Regions from separate parts of the Homo sapiens genome. Here region 2 is linked to region 1. A link is a loop called in an ENCODE intact Hi-C map of the cell type or tissue named here. Cell type or tissue: breast epithelium. All regions are shown on one strand. Each heading gives the region's core, and the rest is flanking DNA. Links, peaks and the distances in the headings are about the cores only.

The links. Hi-C counts contacts between places; a loop is a spot of excess contacts. Peaks named below come from ENCODE experiments on the same cell type or tissue, not always from the same donor. Only the 100,000 strongest peaks of a DNase experiment are listed, where the experiment ranks them.
Region 2: it touches region 1 in a loop (19-fold over the local background); 1 of 110 quality-filtered maps calls a loop at or near these places.

The regions. Positions count from the first base shown.
Region 1 is chr15:58,306,751-58,312,927 of GRCh38, forward strand. No RefSeq gene overlaps it. Among named protein-coding and RNA genes, the nearest start is that of LIPC, 120 kb to the right of the region's middle. In breast epithelium, for the core only: no CTCF peak of the experiment used is centred there; DNase peaks (open chromatin) are centred at 3,431 and 3,971; H3K27ac peaks cover 1,997 bases.
Region 2 is chr15:58,378,319-58,384,495 of GRCh38, forward strand. No RefSeq gene overlaps it. Among named protein-coding and RNA genes, the nearest start is that of LIPC, 51 kb to the right of the region's middle. In breast epithelium, for the core only: no CTCF peak of the experiment used is centred there; no DNase peak of the experiment used is centred there.

The sequences.
Region 1 (6,177 bases), core at 774-5,773:
TGAGGTCAAAACGTGTTTTGTTCTCAAATATACCAAGTCCATAGTCAGGTGAACTCCATGCTCCATGAGTTGTCCAAAACAAAACAAACAAAAAGAAAAAAGCAAGACACACTAAGAAAATAAAGGGAAAAGAAAGACCCAGGAAATGATCTCACACTTCCCAACCAGCTCCTTCTTCCTGTAATACAAAGAACAGGCCCAATAAGTCTGAGGTTTGAGCAAAGCATTTCTGTCCTCTCTGGGGCAAACAGGAGGGACTGCAGCTTTCCATCATTAGCCAGAGTAAACCACATTAAATAGAACAATCAAGCAACATGCAGGGACCAGCTAGAAGCATGTGTCCCCTGTAAATCTGGTCAGAAATAGTAAATACAGGAAACGGAGACAATATGCTGCCCTATTAGTTCATTCTCTTTCATAATTAACAGCAGATGAATGTAAGCAGTGATACAATCTTTATCTTACCCAAAGCACCTTAATCCTCTGAGACCCCAGCTTTACTGTCTGCAGAAAGTGAGTCCTTTTTAACTCATTTAACAGACATCAATTGAGCAACTACTATTTGCCAAAAACTCTGCTAGGAGCTAGCGTGGAATGTAAGCCTAAGTAAGACATGATGTTGGTTCCCAGGAGCCCAGGAGACAGACATGCAAACAAATAATTATAACGCACTCTGGGAAAAGCTGTAACAGACTCTATGCAAGGTGCATGGGAGCTCAGAGCAAGCAGTAATTAGTTTGGCTGCTGAGTTAGGAAAGACCTCAAGGAGAGGCAGCATCTGAAATAACATCACAGATGGATGGGTCCAGATAATCCCTGTGGTTTATTTCAACTCTGTGTTCAGATTCTGTTAAAAAAAAAAAAAGAGAGAGAGAGAGAGAGAAAGAGAGAGAGTACAATAGAGACACACGCTGAGAGCAGTCTTGAATAGGCATGCATGTTCCTTAAAGGGTCAGAGCCTCTCTTTATGCATCACTGAGCACCCAAGACAGTGGCCTGTTGATATTTGCTAGATCTTGAAAGGTATCAGACTAAGGTATGATTTGGAGATTATGTCACGACATTAAAGAATCAGCCTTCAGTGAGGAAACAGTGGATCCCTTCACTATGAATCACGCATTTCTCAGAAGTCTCTGATTCCCTGAAATTTCCCTTGGAAAATTCCCAAATGCACTAGTGAACTCTTCCAAATGGCACAGTTTTCGATCATGTCAGCCTCACCATTCCAGTAAGAAAAACTGGGTGTCCCAGTAAGATTTTCAATGGGAACGTCTTTCCCATTGAAGACGTGGTTGGGTTTCATTTTTTCACCTTCCCTCCCCCTGTTTCTTTTTATGGGCTGGTTTGGAGTGATAATTTATTGTTTTAAAAAAGAGTAAACCTATGATATTTCTAAATAGAGACTTTGGAAAAAACCTGACAATTCTGGGAATATATGTGGAATTAATGAAAAGTTTTCCCTAAAGAACAGCCCCCTTTCAAGGCCTGCTGTCTGGGAGCCAAATGGAAGGGAGGGCAGGGCAGGAGAGAGGAAAAGGCATTCCAAAAGCAAACTCAGGAGCAGACTTTGGTAGAGGAGAAAAGAAATGAATTCATCAATTCTGACCCCTCCCCTCCCCACCTAATCATCATGGCAGGTAGGAACTTCTCCCATAAGTTTATTGGTGCGTTTGTCTAACTATGTTCTTACTGAGCATCTATACAACCCAGGAACTGGAAGAGAGGAATCAGATACAAAGGCAAAGGAAAAGGCTCTCAAAGCAGCTTATGCTCTATACGCAGGTATGGATGGTCCCCAACTTGTGATGGTGCTGCTTACAATTTTTCAGCTTTACTATGGCAAGAGGCATTCAGTAGAAACTATACTTCAAGTACCCATACGACCATCCTGTTTGTGACTTTTGGTATACTATTCAATACATTACTTGAGATTTTCAACGCTTTATTATAAAATAGGCTTTGTGTTAGATGATTTTGCCCACCTGTAGTCTGATGTCAGTGTTCTGAGCCCATTTAAGGTAGGCTAGGCTAAGCTTGATGTTCAGTAAGTTCCATATATTAAATGTATGTTTCTGAGGATATTTTCAACTTACAATGGGTTTATCAGGATGAAACCCCATTATAAGTCAAGGAGCCTCTGTACATGGATTTTTTTTTTATCATGAACAAAGCATAGGGGGCAGTGCTGAGTGCGGAAAGTAGTCTTGGCCTCTTGGTCTCTCCATCGAAAGCTGGCACTAGGTGTGCAAGGACCACAGTAAATTCTATGCCTGGATATAGACATGTTTGGGAATCCTCCCACTTCTGGGGCAAGCAGAGTCCATTGCAGAGCAAGGTGTTTGGGAGATTCCTCTCTGACCAGCTCCTGCAGCCTGCCCTCCTCCTCTGGGACGTGCGTCCACGGCTTCAAGGCCCCGCGTGGTGTGGGAGGGGCATGAAGGCATGCGCTCCATTATGCTGAGGACAGCGAGTCTGAGGGAAGATGAACTGCTGGCTGAAGAGCTCGGCATGGTAAAAGCACTCAACAGGAGGTCAGGACACCTGAGATTTTGTCCCAGCTCTGTCACTCACAGGGTTGTCACCCTGTCACCAAAAGGAGACAACTCACTCAGTCTCTTGCCTCCGCTTCCTTACCTATAATGTTGGAGGTGGATGATATCATCTCTGTTTCCTCCTCAGGTTCCCCCAGAACCTGGGTGAACTGTCCTCAGGGGCCCCACCTTGGCCCCCCGCCTGAGGCTCTCAGCCAGCGTGACCAGTGTGGCTTCCCAGGAGACCACCCCCAGAGAAGGTAATAAATGCCATGGCTGGGAGAAAAGAGCTGTCCTGTTCCTAAAATGGATGTCCCCATTGTGAATCACTAAGCTAGGAGTCTTCCTTACATCCTTTATCTGTCTTTTTGAGCCCTGCCAGTTCCGGGTCATGACAAGGCTGAGGGACTATTGCTGGGGTAAGACCACGCCAGGCCCTCCACAGGTGTCTCCTGACAAGACCTTATTCAGTTCCCTTCCTTCTCTTTGTTACCGAACCCACTTGTCCAGCACTTACTGAGGCTCTCTTGACCCAGGAGCTTATAGTCTAGTTGGGGACAAAGATGTTGCTATGGTTGAACTGTATTTTCCCTAAATTTTTATGTGAAGTCTAACCCCCAGTACCTCAGCATGTGACCTTGTCTGGAAATAGGGTCATTGCAGATGGAATTAGTTAAGATGAGGTCGCAAGGGCAGGCCCTAATCCAGTATGACTGGTGTCCTATACAAAGGGGTAATTTCCATGCCAAGGCACACTCAGGGACTCTATGTGAAGAGACAGAGAAGACAGCCACCCACACTCCAGGCAGAGAGGCCTGGCGTGGATCCTTCCGTCAGAGCCCTTAGAAGGAAGCAACCCTGCTGGCACCTTGTTCTCAGACTTCTAGCCTCCAGAACTGTGAGACAGTAGACGTCTATTGTGAAAGCCACCCACTTTATGGCACTTTGTTTCAGCAGCCCTAGGGAACCAGCAAAGACGTGTACTTGGCAACTGCCAAGCACAAGGCAAGGCCAAGCCTGACAGAGGATTCAGCTGGTAAAGAAACAGCTAAGCCTTTTCAGACTCCATTCACCACCTGTGTGGAGTGAGAGGAGGAGGAGCCAAAAGTGCAAGGTCCCTGCGGCCCTTGTGCAGGGTGACACCAGAGTAAAAGGGGCCACATGTCAGAAGCACCAATGACAGGATGCCTATTGTAGAGGAGCCAACGCCCTCTGCAGCTAAGCAGCTTTATGGCCTGCAGCAGCATCTTGAGGGGTGAGGCAAAAGGCCTCATATCTCATCAGAACCCAAGGAGACGAGCAGCTGTCTCAGGACGGCCTCCTTGGTATATGTAAGGAAACGAGTGAGAAATGCCCTTGTAGCAGCTCTTTGCAATTGTCCCGTGCTGTTGTGTTCAAGGAGAGCCACAGGCAGGCATTCTGCCAAGACTGAGATCTGCTGTGGGTCAAGTCTCGGCGCATGCGGATATGGGCAGGGTTTCCAGGGTGCCACAGCACAGCCACTTCCCCAACCACCGCACTTACAAGGAGAAGACAGTATGTGTCGGGATTAGGAGCCCAGCCTCCCAGCGCACAGAAGCTCGGCGCAGTAGGACGGTGGAGCAGAGGGCTTGAAGGAGGCAGCTTCAAAGGAGTAATCATAGATTAGTTGTGGGCTATCCAAGAATGAGCTTCCTGTTTTTAGGAAATAACCTTTTTAAAAATTCTTGGCCGGGTGCGGTGGCTCACTCGTGTAATCCCAGCACTTTGGGAGGCCAAGGTGGGTGGATCACCTTAAGTCAGGTGTTCGAAGCCAGCCTGGCCAACATAGCAAAACCCCGTCTCTACTAAAAATATGAAAATTAGCCGGGCGTGGTTGCGGGCACCTGTAGTCCCAACTACTTGGAAGGCTGAGACAGGAGAATCGCTTGAACCCAGGAGGTGGAGGTTGCAGTGAGCCAAGATCATGCCACTGCACTCTAGCCTGGGCAACAGAGCAAGACTACATCTAAAAAAAAAGGGAAGGCCAGGTGCGGTGGCTCACGCCTGTAATCCCAGCACTTTGGGAGGCTGAGGCGGGCAGATCACGAGGTCAGAAGATCGAGACTATCCTGGCTAACATGATGAAACCCCATCTCTACTTTAAAAAATACAAAAAATTAGCCGGGCGTGGTGGCGGGCACCTGTAGTCCCAGCTACTCGGGAGGCTGAGACAGGAGAATGGCGTGAACCCGGGAGGCGGAGCTTGCAGTGAGCCAAGATCGTGCCACTGCATTCCAGTTTGGGTGACAGAGCGAGACTCCAACTCAAAAAAAAAAAAAAAAAAAAAAAATTCCTGGCGTCGGGCAGGTACAACATGAAAAATTTAGAAAATTAAAATCTAAAAGTCATAGACATAACGCTGAGCAAGCCATACACACAAAGCATACATACTTAATGAGTCCATTGCTATGAGGTTCTAGAATAAGCACACTCATCTAAGGAAATGATGAGTTTCCCTTGCAGGGAAGGTGGGGATTCAGCAGGTCACAAGGGAACTTTCGGGCAGATGGAGATGTCTATATTATGATAGGGACATAAGATACATGGGTGTATTCACTTGTCAAAATTGTACAGTTAAGGTGTGTGTGTTTTGATATGTACATTTTACTTTAAAAATGTATAAAGAAGACAATAACCATCACCTAAAGTCACACCAACCAAAGTTAACCAACCAACACTTTTTAATTACCAGATAGCCATTTTTTCTTGCAAAGTTTATGAAGTTGAGATTATATTGAATATATAATTTTAAGTTTATATAGATTTTTTTCCATATCATTAAACATCTTAATCAACATCGTTTTTAAGTAGGTGCCTGATTTTCATTGTTTGGGTAATCTGTAAATCATATACCATCTCTACGGTACTGGGCATGTAGGTTGCTTTGGCAATAATGAATAACAGTGTGATTAACATCTGTGCTCATATGTCTTTGTCTGCATTTCTGATTATTTCTTTAGAAGATTCCTGGAAGAGGAATTACTGGGTAAAGTGTATGAATATTTTAAGGCTTTCCGGAATGCACTCCTATCAACAGCGTGGGCTCTGTGCTTTTCTCCCTGCACCCTTACCAGCCTTGAGTAGTGTCCTAGTCTTAATTTTGCACGATGCAGTAGGGGAAATAGTATATTATTGTCATTATTTGCCTTTCTGTGATCACTGGTAAAGCTGATCATTTACCCACATGTTGTGAGCCATTTTTATTCCCTTATCTGTGAACTGTCTGTTCATGTCCCTACCCAGTTTCCTACGTTGATATTTTAGTGTTTTTCTTGTCAAAGTAGAAACCCTTTAAAGACTGAGACCACTAACTGCTTCTCTACCACATTTGTGATTCCCATTCCCAGCTGGCTTTTAATTTTGTGGTTTTTTAAAAAACTTGCATTTACCATTCATCCATCTAGTTGGAATTGTTTCCTTTGCTTTCGTTGTTAATGCTCCCATGTCTTGTAGCTCAGGGTGGGATATTATAGGTGGAGTCAGCCATGTGAGCTACAGCCTGGAATCTGGAAGGAGATGTTAAGGTGAAGAGAGAGGGGCTGAGGGCACGGGCTTCTGTTGGGAAGTAGGAAGGAGACTTGGCGAGATGTGTGAGGAGGGGACTGAATCATCGGAGCTGTTCCTA
Region 2 (6,177 bases), core at 436-5,435, 71 kb after region 1:
CTCCACCCATAATGAAAGTCAAGGAGGAAAGTACATTGGAAATGAGGAATAATTAAAACAACTGTATTAGGCAGGGCTCTCCAGTGAAATAGAACCAATAGGAGATTAGATAGATAGATAGATGATAGGTAGATAGATAGATAGATAGACAGATAGATAGATAGATAGATAGACAGACAGATAGATAGACAGATAGAGTCATGCATCGCTTAACTACAGCACTGTTTTCTGAGAAATGAGTCATGAAGGCAGCTTTGTCATTGTAGGAATGTAACCAAGTACTCCCATTCGTCTAAGAAAAACAGAATGATTTTTTTCTTTTCTTTTCTCCTTTCTCCTTTTCCCCTGTTCCTCACTTCCTACTTAGACCTCCCCATCACCAGACATTCCCTACAGGGCAAGTTCATCTAACTATATGCTTAGGGGCTCCAGAGTGGAACTCTCTCCCGGCTGAAGATTGCCTCGAGAGCAACACTCAATTTACAAGCCTAAGTATGCCCACTACAAAATTCTCTCCCACCTGGAGAGTTTCAGACACTTTTAAAACCTAGTTCTGCCCATGAAGGCGCCAGCTCAATGGCCCAGTAGATAAGGCACTGAAGCGAATTATGTGGACCTCCATCCAATTGCTTTCTCCCCTGCATGCCATTCATGCCAAGCCCCCTTTTAAAATAATTCCTACTTTCTGCACCTGCTACCCTTAAGACAAGAAGCCTGTACTTCTTCCCCTAAGCTAGCTTTGAAATATAATATATCACTTTTTTTAGAACTAATAAACAAATTTATTAACGTTACAGGATACAAAATCAAGATGCAAAAATCAATGGTGATTTTATACACCAACAACAATCTCATTTATATTAGCAACGAAAAGAAACCACTTAGTAATTAACTTAGCGAAAGAGATGAAAAATTTGTACATTGAAAATTATAAAAGATCGATGGAGGAAATTTAAAAGACACAAATAAATGGGAAGACATCTCATGTTCATAGATTGGAAGAATTTTTTTTAACTTTTAGTTTAATTTCAGGGGTACATGCGCAGGTTTGTTATACAGGTAAATTTGTGTCATGGGAGTTTGTTGTACAGATTATTTTATTACCCCAGTATTAAGCCCAGCATTCACTAGCTATTCTTTCTGATCTTCTCCCTCCTCCCACCCCCACTCTCCAATAAGCCCCAGTGTGTGTTGTTCCCCTCTGTGTGTCCATGTGTTCTCATCATTTAGCTTCCACTTACAAGTGAGAACACATAGTATTTGATTTTTTGTTCCTGCATTAGTTTGCTAAGGATAATGGCCTCTAGCTCTATCCATGTCTCTGGAAAGGGCATGACCTCACTCCTTTTTTATGGCTATATAGTATTCCATGGTGTATATGTACCACATTTCTTTATTCAGTCTACCACTGATAGGCATTTAGGCTGATTCCATGTCTTTGCTATTGTGAATAGTGCTGCAATGAACATACATGTGCATGTGTCTTTATAATAGAATATAAAGCAGTTCCTTTATATCAGACCTCACTCTTGTTAATTGGACTCTGCAAGCAGTGAATGACTGGATCTGCATTTCAGTTACAGGAACAACATAAAGTGTACTTACACAAATTTACACGATACAGTCAAATATACAACTAGGCTATATGATAGAGCCTATCGGTCCTAGGCTAAAAACCCTGTACTGCATGTTACTGTACTGAATACTGACAGCAGTTGTAACACAGTGGTAAGTATTTGTGTATCTAAACATATCTAAACATAGAAAAGCTAAAGTAGTATAATCTTATGGGACCACCATTGTATATGTGATCTATCATTGACCTAAATGTCATTATGCAGAGCATGACAGTATACATATATAAAATAAGGAATTGGTTCACAAGATTATGGGGGCTGAGAAGTCCCGAGATCTGTGGTCAGGCAGCTGGAGACTGAGGAGAGTCAAAGTATAGTTCCAGTTTGAGTCTGAAGGCCTGAGAATCGAGAGAGTAGATGGTGAAAGTTCTAGTCCAAAAACCAGCAGGCTTGAGACCCAAAAACAGCCAATGTTTTAGTCTGAGCCAAAAGGCAGAAAAGACCAGTGTCCCAGCTCAAGCAGTCAGGCAGAAGGAACTTCCTCCTACTTGGCCTTTTTTTTCTATTCAGGTCTTCAACTGATTGGATGAGGCCCAGCCCCATTAGAGAGAGCAATCTGTTTTACTCAGTCTGTCTATCAATTTAAATGTTAGTCCCATCAAAAAACATCCTCTCAGATACACCAGAATAACGTTTAGCCAAAAGTCTAGACACCCAAGGCCCCGTCAGGTTGACACATAAAATTAACCATCACAACCACCAATTTGCATCAATAACATTGGACAAAATGGTTTAGGACATCTAACAAGTGAAATAGAGGAGTTGCTCTGCCCCGACCAAGCCTGAGCCTTGGCTCCACTCCAGCTGGTTCCTGTGCTTGGAGAATAGGAAATCTTTGGAAATATTAGTCAGTTCCCTAGAATATTTAGAAATCCTTGTCCTATAATCAGCCATTTCTCCATAAATACTCCATCAGTTCTCACCTGGATTCCAGACTATATCCACACAGACCATGTATGGGTGAATTCAATAATTCTTTACAAAATAAGTGTCTGATGACTGGGTGCCGTGGCTCATGCCTGTAATCCCAGCACTTTGGGAGGCCAAGGCGGGCAGATCACTTGAGGTCAGGAGTTTGAGACCAGCCTGGCTAACATGGTGAAACTCTGTCTCTACTAAAAATACAAAAATTAGCTGGGGGGCGGCAGGGGGCGGTGGTGTGTCCCCGTAGTCCCAGCTACTCAGGAGGCAGAGGCAGGAGAATCGCTTGAACCTGGAAAGTGTAGGGCGCAGTGAGCCAAGATGGGGCCACTGCACCCCAGCCTGGGTGACAAAGTGAGACTCTGTCTCAAAAGAAAAAAAAAAAGTGTCTGATTGTGATTACTTATTTCATTGTTAAGACAAATGTTCTGGGCTGATCCATCTTTGGCCCAGACTTTCTAGGAACATCAGCTTTTTACTTGTAGCAAAACTATTTACCTGTTTTTGTAGACTAAATTATTCCCTTAACATAGGTAACACAGGCCTGGTCTTGACCCTAGGGAATTTGAACATTTTCCTGAATTATTTCTATGTTCTTATTGATATAATCATGGTAACACTTCCTTCTTTTCTTTCTCCTTCAGGAATTTATTGAGCACTTATTATGGGCTAGTCTTAGTGATTAAAAACACAGTATTTCTGCCCCCAAGCAGCTCAGTCAAATGAAAGGAAGAGATGTAAATAAACAATAATAAAATGTTGTAAGTGCTGTCACAGAGATACACAGGTTCAGAATAGTGTACCCTTAGTGAGACATGGGCTCAGGAGCTGAACTACTCAGATTCAAATGCGGCTTCCATAACCATCTAGACACACAACCTCACATATGTTTAGGCAGCTTGTCTCATTTCCTCAACTGTAATGGAAATAAGGAAAGTGCAGACTTCATAAGGCTCTTGTGAGAATCAATGAGACGATGCTTGCAAGGTGTCTGGAGAGCTCTCAGCCTATGGAGAGAGCTCAGTAAGTATTCAGGGATCTCCGTTATTATGCAATGGAAGCACAAAGAAGGAAATAACTAAAAGCGGCTAACTCCTACCCAGAGGGGTCTGGGAAGGCTTCTCAAGGAGGTGACAAAAGTTGAATCCTCTTCTGGGAAGGAGGGAGGGGAGAGGCAGTCCAGGGGGAAGGAGTGGATAGCCAAAAATCCTGAGGGTGATGGGGAACCCAGGGAAGTTGGTGAGCAAGAAAATGACACAAACTGATGTGTGTTTTAGAAGAATTTCTTGAGTAGCCATGTAGAAAACAGATTGGAACAGAAGGAATCTGAAGGCAGAGAGAGGAGAGGAGCTATGATGCTGTCACAATTATACAAGGGAGAAGTGAGAGAGGCCTGGATGAAGGCAGGGGGAAGGAGAGTAAGCAATGGCTTCAGAGACAGAATCAGTAAAATTGATGACACCTGGTGAAGGCAAGGGGCCAACCAAAGCAGAAAGAAAACGTTTGTTCTTAGAACCTGCAGGGCTTCTTTCCCAAGGCTGGCTGGGATCTCACTGAACAGCCATCAGCCCCTTAGCTGGTAAAGCTGTAAGATTATACCCTAAGTGGAGGGACCTCTGGAGTTGATGGTCAGATTCACAAGGTCTCTGAAATACAGTCTTGGAGCAAGAGGGAAAACAAAGCCTGCCCCAGACTCAGGGGAAGCTGAAGGAAGGGTCTGGGAAAACAAAGACAGCATCTGCATTGTCCAAGACCTGAGGCCCCTGGGTCTTTCTCTGGACACTTGGTCATGGTTGGTGAGCATTTGTCAGACGTGAATGAAACTCAGTGCCGGGCCCAAAGGAAGAGAGCAACTAGCAAATCGTAAGAAAAAAAGACATCCTCCATCCCTACTCCTTGGCACTTGCTCTTAATTCCTCAGCAAATTGGATGGCAGGCCAAATAGTCAGGGTATTTGGAGCCAGGGGCTTTATTTACCATTGTTTCTTCCTAGCCCATCTCATTCCCCTCCCTCTAAGACTCCAGGAGAACTTCCCTAGTAGCTTACAAAGATCCATCACTCAATCGCAACATGCACAACAGGCCTGGTTGGGGGTTTTTTGTTTTTGCCTTGTAAGTCTGTGTAACAACAAAACATAAACTATTAAACATTAAACCTTTAGATCTATATGTCCCTGTTGTTGTTGTCACGGATGCTGCTGTTTGTAAGTGCCAAATATACAAATCTCCAAACAGCTGAACACTGTGCCTCCAAGTATAACTACTCTTCAGAATTTAAATGAGGTTTCCATCTAGAATTTTCTTTTGTTCTTGAGATGCCAAGTCTGAGAGTTCTGAAACCAAGTGAAATAAAGGTATTGAGTTTTCTGCAAAGACTGTGGCTGTCCAGCCACTGTACAGAATCTGGATGTGGCCGAAGTGGCTGCTCCCATCTGCCTCAGCTGGCCTCCACCACCCAGGAAACAGGAGACCCTGGCTGCCCTGGGGAATCAACTGCTCCAATATTTCCTGAGGCAAAACTTAGCAACTGATTTTTACTCAAATGTACCCTGATCAGGCCCTGCCTTCTGGATTAGCTCCTGAGTCTCCTCCTTCCTATGAATAGTTTTTAAGACAAACAAAAAACCCTAGAGATGTACACAGTTCAAAGGGCAGACAGGAACATCTGATTTCCCCGTCCCAAGCTGAGGTCTGGTGTCCAGTTAGTCCACCTCATCACTGTTTCTCCCTGCTATTTGGTGTTACTATTGAACATGGTCCTCAGAACTTGGAGAGGAGCATGCACTCCCACAGAGCTAAGACCAGCCAGTGAGGCTGCTTAGGCTTCCAGGTCACAGCTCCCAATGCTCAGCGATTCCAGCCCCATGCCACACCTATGTGCCAAGGAGCTAGTTACCCTATCCCTCTGTGTCAGAGACTCTCAACTGCTCTCCTCACCTTCCCTTTCTGCCTTTCCATCCTCAAAGAATCACACTTCTTTTCAATCCCTGAAACTCAAAGGGTTTCATCACAAAGGGCCTCATCACAAAATGCCTCTTTCTTCGAACAATGGAACCATCAGCCAAACTCTTACAGATGGGTTCTAACAATAGCCTCTAGGGGTCTGTCTTACTCAGCTCAGGCTGTGATACAGTTTGGATGTTTGTCCCCTCCAAATCTCATGCTGAAATGTGATCCCCCATGTTGGAGGTGGGGCCTGGTGGGAGGTGTTTGGGTCACGGGGGTGGATCCCTCACGAATGGCTTGGTACCCTCCCAGTGGTAATGAGTTCATGTGCGATCTGATTGTTAAAAAAGAGACTAGATCTCCCTCTCTCGTTTCCTTTCTCACCCTGTGACACACCTGCTCCCCCTCTACTTTCTGCCATGAGTAAAATTTTCCTGAGGCCTCACCAAAAGCTGAGCAGATGCTGCCATTCTTGTACAGCCTGCAGAACCATGAGCCAAATAAGCCTCTTTTCTTTATAAATTGCCCAGTCTCAGGTATTCCTTTATAGCAATGCAAAACAAACTAACACAGGCTGCTATAATAAAATATCATAGACCAGGTGGTTTACACAACAGATATTTATTTCTCATAGTTCCAGAGGCTGGGAAGTCTGAGACCAAGGTTCCAGTAG